2 separate regions of the Homo sapiens genome follow, and region 2 is linked to region 1. A link is an interaction called in ENCODE POLR2A ChIA-PET data of the cell type or tissue named here. Cell type or tissue: OCI-LY7. All regions are shown on one strand. Links, peaks and the distances in the headings refer to the core of each region. The heading gives the core; the rest is flanking DNA.

Region 1 (4,406 bases), core at 173-4,172:
AATGACATTTTGAGGAAAACAAACCTAAACAACTCATTAATGGCCACACAACTTAAATTATTGTGTGCGGTACTATGAATACGTTGATTCACTACTTCCTTCCCGCTTAAAATCTCCATTTCTCCCTACTCCTTAGTATATTTATAGAGTAATTATATGGGAACATAGTATAGGCAGTGTAGTAGTCTGCTCTGGCTGTTAGAATGAAGTAATACAGACTGGGTGGCTTCGACAACAGATATTTATTTACTTACAGTTCTGGAGGCTACTAGTCCAAGATCAAGGGGCCACCATAGTTAGTTTCTGGTGAGGGCTCTCTTTCTCACTTGCAGAATGCTACCTTCTTGCTGTGTCCTCACATGGTCTTTGTTCTGTGCATATGTGGAGAGAGCGAGCTTTGCTGTTTCTTTCTATCAAGGACACCAATCCTATTGGATTAGGGCTCTACCCTTATGACCGAATTTAACCTTAATTACCATCTTAAAAGCCCTGTCTCCAAATGCAATCACAATGGGGGTTAGTGCTTTTTTTCTTTTTTTGGCGGGGGGCGCGGGGGACAGAGTCTTGCTCTGCCACCCAGGCTGGAGTGCAGTGGCGCGATCTCAGCTCACTGCAAGCTCCGCCTCCCGGGTTCACGCCATTCTCCTGCCTCAGCCTCCCAAGTAGCTGGGACCACAGGCGCCCACACCACGCCTGGCTAATTTTTTGTATTTTTTAGTAGAGACGGGGTTTCACTGTGTTAGCCAGGATGGTCTCGATCTCCTGACCTCGTGATCCACCCGCCTCGGCCTCCCAAAGTGCTGGGATTACAGGCGTGAGCCACCGCACCTGGCGGGGGGTTAGTGCTTTAATATGTGAATTTGCAGGGTGTCGGGGGCGGGATGGGGGATACAACTGTATCATAGGAGTCTTCACTTTAGACAGTTTCTTTCTGTGAACCTCAGGATAAAGAAAATTACTTTTCCACAGGAATAAGTTTTTGGAGTTTACATTCCTGCCTGAGGATGTTAAAAGAAGCATCTATAGTTAAGTTCAATTTTTTTTTTTCTGGACACAGTAATTCAGGATGATCCAAAAAACCCCTTGTCCCATTTTTGTCCTGCACTGAAGCAATTCAGACTTTCTGTATTTATTTACTTTGTGTATTTACTCTATATGCTTTTAGTATACTAAACTTGCATGTTTGGATCAAGATGTCTGGAGAGTTTGGGAGTAGTTTATCTTCGAAGGCAGAGTTATGCTTCTCAAACATTTTGGTTTTAGAATCTCCTTTACACTCTTAAAATTTTTTTTATCGAGGACCCCTAAGAGCTTTTGTTTGTATGAGTTATTTCTCTAGATATTTAAAAATTAACACTAACATTTTAAAAATATTTATTTAATAACAATAAACACCTTTTACATATTAAATAAAATTTAAAAAAAAGAGAATTATTATTTTCCAAAACAAAAGGATTAGTGAGATGCATTATTTTTCATTTTTGCAAATCTTTTTGATGTTTGGCTTAATAGAATACAACTGGATTTTCAGATTTGCTTCTGCATTCAGTCAGTTGTAATAGCACAAGTCATGTAGCCTGTGGAAAACTCTGCTGTACACTCATGAGAGAAGTGGAGTGAAAATGGCATATAACATATTATGATGAAATAGTTTTGACTCTGAAGGCCTCCTGCAAGGGTATCAGGGATTTCTAGGTGTACCCATATCACATCTTGAGAACATTAATCTTGCGTTTTTCAGGAACTGGAGAGGAATAGTTTAGGAGTCCACAGAAGGTAGAAAGTGGAGCTGTTGGAATTGGGCAGCAAGTTTCTTAAGATAGATCTAGGTCACAGGAGGGGAATGTTCTGGCCAGGCATATTTGACTGGCCACATTATCAGATGCCTTGGTTATGTGCGGATTCTACCGTCATTTATTTCAGCCCTAGATGGTGCTAAAGTAGAGAGAGACAGATTTTTCTTAAACTATTGCCTTTAAAAATCATTTATTTTTATCCCCATTTTTTTTGTTTATATCCAAAGGGTTTTCAACAAGCTGCCCCTTTCCCAACACCCCAGCCCCTCAACGAAAACATAATAGAGACACATCATTTAATTTCTCAGCCCTTTCATGATCTCTTAGACTAATCTTAGTTTTCATAAATTAAAGGCCTACTTGGCTAAGTTCATTTACTTTTTTTTTCTCCTACTTTTCTTGATCTCTGGACCCAGGAATCCCAGATGATACAAAACCCTTTGTTTCATACCTGCCCTGCCATAGAATGATCTAGACCTTTAAGAGGACTAGAATCAGCCCTCTTTTTCTGGGCTTTCTGGGGCCAGGAATGACTAGGATTGATCTGCTTTCTCAAGCTTTGCCCCGGGCCTAACCAGGTCAGCCTGGGACCAGCCCGTGGGGTTTGACTATACCTGGAACAGATGGTTAATCTATTGGCTTGCTATAATGTAATTTCCATTTGGCTGGCAGTAGGGAAAGGAAGGTACTTCCTGTAAGCTACACACTGATTTTCATCCAGGTGTTCACACATACCGGGTTTTATGAAAGAGAGCTTGACCCTCGCATTCCTGATTAGCATTTTGTTAGTGTGAAAGTAAGGTATAGACACAGAGACAGGTATAATCACAAAATGGTTGGAGTCTTTTATTGTGTCCTTTTCTTAGAGCAAATTTAATAGAGGAGTTTGATTAGCACCTAAGACTTGCTTAAAACTGAGTTACTAATTCTTTTTCCATTAATAATTGCTACCTCTACCCTCCTTCTCCCACGTTTCTCAGAAACCCAGACATCCCTGAGGCCATTTAAAGTCCTGTTTATGCCGTAGAATACAATGACGTACAAAAGGACATTCACTCCCTGCATGTTGGCTTCCCTTATATGAACATAATATGTGGCCAAATAATATGTTGCCATATATAAAAATGTGTGGTTCTCTCATTTCTAGGATTTTCATGTGTTATCTTGGCTTTTCATCTGAAAGTTTTCTCTTGTCCATTTGTATCTTGGTATTTTCTTTTTCAATTAAAATATTAATTTCTAAGAAGCAAACAAATCTATGTCTTAGTTTATGTATACTAATTCAAGTTTTGTTTTTTACTCCAGATGTGTTGATAGAGGTTAATATAAGAAATGTTTGTGTTGGCATAATGCAAAGGTTATTTTTGATTCTGAACCCATAGCAGTTTCTAACCGGTGTTCGTCAGTTTGTGCTTGCTTTTATCCTTGAGGTTAAGGATTGCTCACCAAGCCTTTGATTACTAGGTACATTGCAGAATAAATAAAATGGTTGCTAGTGTATACTCTGTATTAATCTGTCCACAGCAGCATTGTCAGTGATCTCAAGGTTCTCTGTAGACATTAGTATTGGGTTATGGCATGCTAAAATAGAGATAATTGAGACTATAAAGTTCCAAGTTGAAGTTATCAATAACAACCCTAAAACTATCTTCCTTTTCTTTCCTTCTAAAATAAGACATATGGTAATCTGTGATCAGATGTAAACATGTACATCCTGAAATGTAATTATAAGGTCAGCTGGCCTGAGCTAGAATTCTATTAATATGAAAGTAGATGATATACCTACCCATTCTAACCCATTCATTCAAAATACCTTGAAATACTTACTGACATTATAGAAATTTAGCCCTTCACTCTGCTGATGTTTATAGTTAAGTGTCAGAAATACTTTTATACAGAAGACCTTGTATGGTTCCTTTGTGTGAGTGGACAGAATTTGTGGAGCAAAGACCTGGAATCCAGCATATGAGAATGTGCAATAATTGTTCAAATGAATAAGCTTCTCAGATTTGGCCTTTGTATAATTAAAATCAGAGTGCTGAAGTGTTGCATATTCCTCATTCTTCTCATTCTTGCAAGTCTCTCTCTCTCTCTCTCTCTATATATATATATACATATATACATATATACATATATACACATATATACATATATACACATATATACATATATACACATATATACATATATACACATATATATACATATATATATACATATATATATACACATATATATATATATATATATATATTTTTTTTTTTTTTTTTTTTTTTTTTTTGAGACAGAGTCTTGCTCTGTCGCCCAGGCTGGAGTGCAGTGGCACGATCTCGGCTCACTGCAAGCTCCGCCTCCTGGGTTCATGCCATTCTCCTGCCTCGGCCTCCGGAGTAGCTGGGACTACCGGCGCCTGCCACCACGCCCGGCTAATTTTTTGTATTTTTAGTAGAGACGGGGTTTCACCGTGTTAGCCAGGATGGTCTCCATCTCCTGACCTCGTGATCCGCCTGCCTCGGCCTCCCAAAGTGCTGGGATTACAGGCGTGAGCCACCGCGCCCGGCCTGCAATTATGTTTTTAAAACTTAAAGCAAAACAAAAAATGACCCTTCT
Region 2 (4,406 bases), core at 273-4,272, 62 kb after region 1:
GAAGTACATTCCAAAATGCTATCATCGTCTGAGTTTAGATTATTCTTATCTCTACTCTTCTTTTTCTTACAATTAAAAATTTTTTTAAGTATTTGTTACTTTAAAAGGGGGTAAAAATTATATAATAAATATCTACAAACCTTTGTCTACACTTGATTTAAAACTATTTATTGTGACATAGTCATTATTTATTCATTCACTGACTAATTCAGCAGTATTTGTTGAGTACCTGCTAGGTCATTGTTATAGGGGCTGAGGCGTTAGCAGTAAGCAAAATAGTAAGCTTATGTAGCTTATATTCTATTAAATAATAGTAAACCTCAAGATGCTTAGAAGCATACCCCATTATAATTAAGTCTACATCCTTGTTGCCAACTTTAAAAGACATTTCTTCATTAGCAGTTTTAAGGATTTTAAAAATTCATACATATATTTTGTGGTCAGTTAACTCTCAGCGCTTCATTATTGGTACATTAGTTGACATAATTCCATGGAAATTTCTAACAGTTCTCTCAGCATTTATAGTAGAGACCCCAGAAGTGCCTATCCTTTCCTATTGTTTTAACCCAATTATTTCTTATTTGTCCCTTATGCAATCTTAAGCCTTCCCTAATGTTTATTTTGCTAGCTTTAAATAATGTGACTTTTCTAAATGGCTTTGTTTGTTCTTCCTTTGCTAACATGACAAAAGACAGAGGCCAAAATGGGACACATTTTACACAGTTCTCTCACTGTCTTCCCCTGCTGCCTCATCCTACACCTTTACTTTCTCCCTCCCTCTTTCCTCTAGCCATAATGAACTTGGGAGCCAGTTCAGTGCATGGATAACATGTATACTTTCTCTCTGGGCCTTGAGCACTTGGGTTCCCTACTATATCTTCTTCACTTGGCCAACACCTACATATTTTGAGGTCTCTTAGAAGAATGACAACTTAGATGTCATTTCTTCCAAGAAATCGCTCCTAACTTTCCCTAGGAGAGGGAAGCATTTTTTCTATGTGCATTCGTTGAATGCTGTCTTTTCTTTTTCTGTCAATAGCGCTTGTATGATATTGTACTTGCCTGTTTACTTTAGACTGTGAGATCTCTAAAAGCAGAGACATATCTACCTTGTTCACCATTTGATTTCCAGCACCTAGCTTACAGCCAATATTGCACAGTAAATAAATAATTGTTAAATGAATGTCTTGACCTTCACTAACGTGAAAATAACTGTACTTGGAGACAGGCATTTTTTTCTTACTAGAATGATTAAATATAAAAATAAACTAAAAAACAAAGCACTCATAATTTTTTTTTCTTGTCCAATTGTCTTCTCTCTCAATCTCTCATTTTTTTGGTTTCCATTAGGTGTCATCAATCTTACAGAAGAAGTGCTGTGGGTCAAAGTGAATATAAACATGAATGGTTATTATATTGTACACTATGCAGATGATGATTGGGAAGCACTAATCCATCAGTTGAAAATAAATCCTTATGTTCTGAGTGACAAAGACCGAGCCAACCTTATCAACAACATCTTTGAACTTGCAGGGTAGAGTATACTTAGTTTGAGATTTTTTCTTTTTTTAAACAAATGTCATTGAGGTAAAGAACATATATGAAAAACAGTTTGAAAGAACTAGCATGTATTGGTTGGTACAATACATTTTGGAGGATTGGGAAAATATGTGTTCTTTGCCTCCAGGGACTTTATAAAACATTAGCTACGAACATACTGAACAGTTAAATGAAACAGGATTTAATAATAATTCAAGACTAGATATCAAAAACAGGATACATATTTTGTTGACTAAACTTGATACACGAGTTCAAGCTCTATTTTATTTTATAAGAGAATTATTTTCAAACAGCAGTTGGTTTAAGCATGAAGCTTAGTGCTTATGCATTGGTTTTGAGGGACATCTCTGATGGCTGGAGCCACCTTATCTGTACTGCTTGCCTCCCCAACCACCTCATGCATTATAGAATCCCAAAGCCAAGGATGACAGTGACCTCATGTAAACATATTCTCTGAATAGAATATTACCAATTTAGATTGATGATAGGCTTAAAAACACTGACGTGTTCCTTCTCATCTCCCTGGGCATTTCCATTTTGTCTCGTTTTTTATGAAGTGCCCTTCTTACGTCATCCTAGCCATTGCTGCTGTGATTCCTATAAAATGGTTAATTTTAAAAATGTACTCACTGTAAATTCACAATAGACCTTGTCATAACAAGTTTGAAAAACAAATTCCCATTAAACCAACAAATAAAATTAAAAAAAGAAATCAGATACTCTCTATGCTATACTCTCTTTCCTGGCAAATATAACTAATTAATAAATAAAATTAGTACTATTCATCTTTTCTAACCCAAGATATTATACTTTTGCTGAGTTAGTAGCAATTTACAGGAGACTTAGGAATAAAAAAAAATGAGCTATTGTTTATCTTTCTCTTGAAATGCCTCTTTAATCTTGGGCCTCATGAAATTAATCAGAGATAATCATATTTAGCTTAACTTTACAAAATGCCACTGTAAGTTTAAATTTTTGGTCTCCAAGACTCACCATCTAACCCTAAGTTTCTCTTTTAGCATGCATAGACTTCTTCTGTGTGTCTCTGCATATTTACTTTTCCTGTTCTTTTATCCTTTAGCCTAGGCAAGGTACCTCTCAAGAGGGCCTTTGATTTGATTAATTATCTTGGAAATGAGAACCATACTGCACCCATCACCGAAGCCCTGTTTCAGACAGACCTCATCTATAACCTCCTTGAAAAACTGGGATACATGGATCTGGCCTCAAGACTGGTGGTAAGTCTGCCTTTTTGCCAGCTTCTTGCTGTTTATCTTTAATATTGTTATTCATGGTTCCATTTTCAGCCAGTAATAGGCTGAAAAAGCAACCAGTTAAATTCCATTTTCTTCACTTTCCTGCTTGTGAAATCTTTACTTAAAATCAAGATGTTGCTTATGATGAAGAGCTGATAAAGGCTTAGTATGATATGGTCTTGTTTGAATATCAAAATACAGACATTTGACACCACTGTCAAAATGAGGTCACATGAGAATAATATTTCTCTATTCAGATCCTGTTTTATTTCTACATGATGAATGTTTGAAATAGGCCCTTTTGCAAAGTAGATCTCCCCATTAATTTTCTAGTGGTCATTATAAAATGACAGTTACGTTTGTATTGAGAATATTCTGTTTAAGGGTTCTTACTGATAACTATCTAAAGGATAATGATGCTGGTGGATATGTTTCTTTGCAAAGCACTAAAGGAGTCTTAGTATTAGAGACCATTTTACCTTTCTTAATATCAACTGCCTGATCTTAACAGTTGTTATTTTGGATACTTTTAATATTAAACTGTTGAGAGACTTTAAAAGCTTGGAAGAGAGTGAAAAATTATTTGTTTTTATCTAATTCTCTGAATCAGCGCATTTTGACAACAGAGTTTGCTTTATAAACTAGTGAGATTTCCCAGGGACCCAGGCAAAAGGCAGCTTTTAGGGAAAGGAAGGCAGTATTAGACCAAGAATTAGAATAAGTCTTTTGGGGTTTTGGTATTCTCATTGGTGAAAGGAAGGGGTTGGATTAAATCATTTTTTTAACATTTTTTTTATTATACTTTAAGTTCTAGGGTACATGTGCACAATGTGCAGGTTTGTTACATATGTACACAACCTTCTTTCTGCCTCTGTTACTGCCTTACCCTGCGTCTCCTATGAACAGTTCTCTCATCACCTGCATGATTCTCAGTGAATGGAGGGAACGCAGGGCAGAGTGGATGTATGGAGCTTGAAAAGCTTTTCTCCCCCAAAAGTTTCTGATCTGACCCCAAAGGAGTTACCCCATCCCTATCCATAAGCAAGATGCTTAAGTTAGATGATTTTCTGAGGTCTCTTCTAATGGTTAAGATTTTTATCATTTTCTATTTCATAAGGCTTTCAGCTAGCAGCCTTAATAAAAACCAGTGCCTGGAACATGACCTGGCCTGTAGTGACACTCAGTAAACGTTGAGTGAATAAATGATTGAAACACACCAGAAACAAGTGCATTTGAGTGCTTTTACACACCGTGCTTAGTGCTTAATGTAGATTACCTCATTTAATTATCACACAGTGCCAAGGTAGATATTTCTACCCCCATTAAATAAACGAGGAGACGGAATAGCTTCTTTAAAGTCACTTACCTAGTAAGTGATAAAGCTGAAATTCAAACCCAGATAAATTTCACTCCAAAGACTTCTGTTTCTGTTATATTGCTATTTGTAAAATCAATTTGTGTCCTAGCAACGTCGTCTTTCCAGGATACCTTTAGAAAAATTAAAGCTTTCTTCTTGTCATATTCTTTTGAAAAGCTTGCAGACCATATATTTAAGGTTTCAAGTGACTGGCCCACATCTAGTTGTTCTCC

Evidence for each region. Peaks named below come from ENCODE experiments on the same cell type or tissue, not always from the same donor. Only the 100,000 strongest peaks of a DNase experiment are listed, where the experiment ranks them.
Region 2: POLR2A ChIA-PET joins it to region 1 with 5 read pairs; 2 of 35 experiments call an interaction of 5 or more read pairs at or near these places.

The regions. Positions count from the first base shown.
Region 1 is chr5:96,950,724-96,955,129 of GRCh38, forward strand. The region is part of intron 1 of LNPEP (leucyl and cystinyl aminopeptidase); the gene reads left to right. Among named protein-coding and RNA genes, the nearest start is that of LNPEP, 17 kb to the left of the region's middle. In OCI-LY7, for the core only: a CTCF peak has its summit at 1,922; no DNase peak of the experiment used is centred there; H3K27ac peaks cover 871 bases.
Region 2 is chr5:97,012,298-97,016,703 of GRCh38, forward strand. It overlaps LNPEP (leucyl and cystinyl aminopeptidase), which reads left to right. Exons shown (of 18, transcript NM_005575.3): 12 at 1,351-1,534; 13 at 2,642-2,798. Among named protein-coding and RNA genes, the nearest start is that of LIX1-AS1, 59 kb to the right of the region's middle. In OCI-LY7, for the core only: no CTCF peak of the experiment used is centred there; no DNase peak of the experiment used is centred there.